Regions from separate parts of the Mus musculus genome. Here region 2 is linked to region 1. A link is a loop called in an ENCODE intact Hi-C map of the cell type or tissue named here. Cell type or tissue: gastrocnemius. All regions are shown on one strand.

Region 1 (2,500 bases):
ACTTGATTGGAGAGAGAATTAGGGATTTGTTGACCTTGTAGGTGTGGGGACTGTGCCTGATTTGGGAGCATGTGCTGCTGTGGGCTCATAGGGTTGGGCTGAGCAGGAGACCCCATCTGTTGTTGAAGAAGTCGCTGCTGATAGGCCTGTAGACTGGCTCCTGCCTCAGCCCCCAGAGCCTGGGGAAGCTGACCCATTTGTCCCATATTTCCTTGCTGCATTTGCTGCATGTGATGCTGCATTCGCTGCTGCTGCTGCTGCTGCGGTGGATAGCCAATTCCTTGGGGCTGCTGGAACTGGTTGGCCATTCCAGGGCCGATTCCTGGCCCTGCTCCCTGCTGTTGCATCATCTGCCGTCTTAAGATGTCTCTGAACTGTGAAGGCATGGTATTGTGATTCATGTTCATTTGCTGAGCTTGGGGACTCATTGCTCCCATGGGTGGCTGGAGCTGCTGCTGCGGCTGCTGCTGGGGCAGGCCAGCTCTCTGGACACCTGCCTGCAGAGGATTCATGTTCTGCAAGGCTGGGTTGGAGTGGACACCTTGCTGGCCAGGCATGGTAGGTGGCTGCAGCCCTGGCTGTCCCTGGGTCATGCCAGGCTGTCCAGGGAGAGGCTGTGGATTAGGGTTGGCATACTTGGCAGCCCGCTGCTTGATGAATGCAGCCAACAGTTGGGGGTTGGCATGAAGGATACTAAGCACCTGTTGCTGCTGTAAGGGAGAACTGGGAGACCTGAGAGTCCGCAAAAGGTTTTGTAAGGCTTGTTGAGACACAGTGCCTGGCTTGAGAGGGCTCACACCCACTTGGCCCAATCCTGGTTGTGGAGCCATGTTTAAAGGCTGACCATGCTGGGCCACTGACATCATGGCTGGCCTTGGCATCCCTGACTGCATCTGCTGGGGCTGAGGCATTCCTCCTTGGGCCCAAGGTGGCTGTTGCTGCATTCCTGCTGGACCTATTCCTGGATCCAAATGCCCACCAGGACCTCTGGCCATAGGAGGTGGGTTCATGCCCATAGGGGCCATGGGTGACATCTGGGGCATCTGGTGCTGGATTGGCCTTTGGAAAATCTGTACATGGGCCATCTGGCGCTGTGTCTCTGCTGCCCTCTGAATTTGCATTGCCATTTCTACTGCTGCAGGTGGAGGCCCTGGAAGGGGGGCCTGAGCAGTCTGAGGTGGGGTAGGTGGGGTCACCTGGCCTGGTGCCTTACCCTGGGACACAGGGCCAGTAGTCTGAGTCCTGGGTAAGTAGGGTGTCATGTTGTTGGGAGGAGTGGGCTGTGGTTGAGAGGTGGGTTGGGGCTGGGGTGTCTGTGGGGTGGCTGGCTGTTGGCCAGTAGGGGTAGTTGGTGTAGCAGGAGTTGGGGACGGCAGGCCCTGCTGCTGCCCCGCCACACCAGTTCGTTGCATGCTGGCCATCCTCCTACGGAGCATCTGAGCCTGTTGGAGCCGGTGCTGCAGCTGTTGCTGCCGGAGCTTTTGCTTGATGTTGAGGCAAAATGGCACCGGGCACTTGTTCTCCTGGCAGTGCTTGGCATGATAGCAGCAGAGGGCAATAAGCTGTTTGCAAATGGGGCACCCACCATTGGTTTTCCGTTTGCAGCCTTTGGTGTGCTGCACAACCCTCTTCATCTTCTGGCAGGAAGGCAGGGAGCAGTTGGCGTTGCGGCACTGACAGGCATGCACCAGAGACTGGATGCAGCGTTGGATGCTCAGGCGGCGGGAGTCTCCTGGGCTCTGTGTAGCTGCAGCTTGCTGGTTATTGCTCTCATCATCTAAGCCAAGGCCTAGTTTCTCCATTTTGTGGTCATGATTTTTAGTGTTATAACAAGTGATGCACAGGTCATAATCCTGAAGGAGAAGAAAAAAACCAGAAGATGCAGGTCAACTCTGCAAAAGTGAATAAAAGCTCCCTTTATAAAACACAACCAATCTCTTCAGTTCTGTCCTTCCCAACAAGAGGGCAGAGGTTTGTAACACATGTTTACATCACAGCTCACACAATGGGGACCTTCCCACATGTAGTGCCTACCTCACACACAGTGCAATGCCAGCGTGTCTCCACGTGGTGCTTGCACTCGTTGCAGGTGTAGACAAAGCGATCCTGACTCTGTGTATGGAGCTCCACCAGCATGCACATGGTAGACCACTGGGCTCTTCGAAGTGAAGAGAACTCCAGGTGCTTGTCCCTTGCAAGGGTGAGAAATGCATCTCTACCGTCCATCAGGTCACAGGGGATGAGAGGGTCAGGATCAACAATGGGAGGCAGGGAATTGGGAGCAGGACAAGCGATGAGGCGGATCACAAAGAAAACCTGCCAAAAGAAAAGCTCATTGTGACTTTCGAACTGCAATGCCACTGCAATAGAAAGGCACCTGAGGAGAAGAGAGGAGAGCACAGAAGGGTTAGTTGAAGCCCTTCATCCTTGTTCATTCTGAGACTTTAAAGATCTCACAACCACCTGTAATGAGATCTGATGCCCTCTTCTGGTGTCTGAA
Region 2 (2,500 bases), 270 kb after region 1:
TAGAGATGCATCTGCCCCTGTCTATCAAGTGCTAGGATTAACACCATGTGCCCCTACTCCCCAGGCAGCTATGCTTTAGATTTTTAAAAGATAAACTTTTTCAGTGTGTGAGTGTTTTTGCCTGCATGCATGTATCATCCTTGGAGGTCAGAACAGAACATCGGATCCCCTGGAACTGAAGTTACAAATGGTTGTAAGTCACCTTGTGGGTTCTGGAAACCGAACCTGGGTCTTCTGCAAGAGTAAGAAGATTCCTAGCCATTGATGCAGCTCTTGCTTATTTACTTTTTGCTTGATGGTAGGGTACACGTGCGCAGTGCATATGTAGAGGTCATTGGGTCAGTGGACAGCTTTCAGAAGTTCACTCTCTGTCCAGATTTGCTGGGACTAATTGTGTATGTAGCCTAGGCTTGCCTCTAATTTTCAGTTCTCTGATTTCTGCTGCTTGGATGCTGGAGTTACAGATGTGCATCACCTTGCTTTGTCTTTTTTTCTTATAAGTATTTTAAAATTTTTTTATGTGTATGGGTGTTTTGCCAACGTTTGCACTCGTTGTATGCCTAGTGCCATGGAGGTGAGAAGAAGGCATCAGATCTCCTGGAACTTGGGTTATAGATTGGTGGTTGTAAGCCCATTATATGGTTGCTGGAAGTTGGACTTGGGACTTCTGGAATAACAATTATTGCTCTTAACCATCAAGGTGTCTCTCTAGCCTCTTATTTTAAAATGTTAAAGTGCTGGCTACTAAACATGCTTGGTGGAAGGCACTGTTACTGAGCCACATCTCCAATCTGTATACTAGCCTGTTCTCTTTTTAGAAGAGTAGACTGAGAAATGATGTATAATTCTTAATTAGATAAGAAGTCAGACTATTTTATTAACATCTTTGTCTTCTGGACATTTTCTTTCACATCTCCAATCTGTATACTAGCCTGTTCTCTTTTTAGAAGAGTAGACTGAGAAATGATGTATAATTCTTAATTAGATAAGAAGTCAGACTATTTTATTAACATCTTTGTCTTCTGGACATTTTCTTGGTAATTTTATTTTCACTTCAGGTGAGCTCCAGAAAGCCATTGACTTGTTCACAGACGCCATCAAGCTAAATCCTCGCTTGGCTATTCTGTACGCCAAGAGAGCCAGGTAAGAACACTGGAGCACAAAGTCCTTTCATAGACTTCTTAACTCAATTTTGTAGAAATCTCAAACGTTTTATTGTTTAAAATGAAGTTTCTCTTAATAATACCTTTTTTTTTTAAGTGTCTTTGTCAAACTACAGAAGCCAAATGCTGCCATCCGAGACTGTGACAGAGCCATTGAAATAAACCCTGATTCCGCTCAGCCATACAAATGGCGAGGGAAAGCACACAGGTAAATGAGCAAATAAATACTGCTTAGAGAGCTGAGTTTGACCGGTAGAACCCATGAGCTAAAAAGGTGGGTGTGGTCAGGTAGTGATGGCACACACCTTTAATCCCAGCAGCACTAGACAGGCAGAGGCAGGTGGATCTCTGTGAGTTTGAGACCAGCATGGAATCTAGAGAGCTCAGGACAACCAGGGCTACAGATATATTGCCCCAATCCCCAAATGCTGGGCGTGGTGCTATGGAGGCTAGAAACAGGTCAGTGAGTCTCTAGGATTCCCTGCTGGCAGCCTAGCATGCACACATGGTGAATTGTAGGGCAGCATCCAGAAGCAGAAGTTGACTGAGCCTGAGAAATTGTTCTTGAGACATACACACACAGGCACAAAGAAGTCACGTTTAAGCAATTTTCAAGGCTTAGTGCTTTTATTTCAAAGTAATGTGTTCAGAATGAAGAATTAAGAAAAGGAATGAGAAGCTGGGCAGTGATGGCTCACGCCTTTAATCCCAGCACTTGGGAGGCAGAGGCAGTCGGATTTCTGAGTTCGAGGTCAGCCTGGTCTACAGAGTGAGTTCCAGGACAGCCAGGGCTACACAGAGAAACCCTGTCTCGAAAACCAAAAAAAAAAAAAGATTTCACTCCTTCCACGTAAAATCACTCAACATTATTGAGTCACACAGGCACATACAAGGCAGCCTGGTTTCCTTTACCTGCAAGAACACAAAAAGAGATATTGAATACCCTAGTCTGAAATGTCTTTATTCATTATTCTTTATTCATTACTGGGACGTTTAAAAAATCTGGATAAAGGGCTGGAGAGATGGCTCAGTGGTTAAGAGCACTGACTGCTCTTCCGAAGGTCCTGAGTTCAAATCCCAGCAACCACATGGTGGCTCACAACCATCCGTAATGAGATCTGACTCCCTCTTCTGGAGTGTCTGAAGACAGCAACAGTGTACTTACATATAATAAATAAATACATCTTTTAAAAAAAATGTTTAAAAAAAAAAAAGAACATGCCTGACCTTAAAAAACAAAGAAAATCTGGATAAAGAATCAATTTCAGCTAGTCTAACAATCATTTATAGTTTGGAACTTACTGTTTGATGTTTGTCTGAGTGAGATCCAGTGGCTG

What was found. Hi-C counts contacts between places; a loop is a spot of excess contacts. Peaks named below come from ENCODE experiments on the same cell type or tissue, not always from the same donor. Only the 100,000 strongest peaks of a DNase experiment are listed, where the experiment ranks them.
Region 2: a loop joins it to region 1, with 2.5 times the contacts of the local background. A loop is called at or near these places in 9 of 42 quality-filtered maps.

The regions. Positions count from the first base shown.
Region 1 is chr15:81,648,155-81,650,654 of GRCm38, reverse strand. Ep300 (E1A binding protein p300) reads right to left here. Exons shown (of 31, transcript NM_177821.6): 30 at 2,035-2,316; 31 at 1-1,853. Among named protein-coding and RNA genes, the nearest start is that of L3mbtl2, 14 kb to the left of the region's middle. In gastrocnemius, no CTCF peak of the experiment used is centred here; DNase peaks (open chromatin) are centred at 356, 663 and 1,257; H3K27ac peaks cover 932 bases.
Region 2 is chr15:81,376,559-81,379,058 of GRCm38, reverse strand. It overlaps St13 (suppression of tumorigenicity 13), which reads left to right. Exons shown (of 12, transcript NM_133726.2): 6 at 1,059-1,143; 7 at 1,261-1,371. Among named protein-coding and RNA genes, the nearest start is that of Slc25a17, 17 kb to the right of the region's middle. In gastrocnemius, no CTCF peak of the experiment used is centred here; no DNase peak of the experiment used is centred here.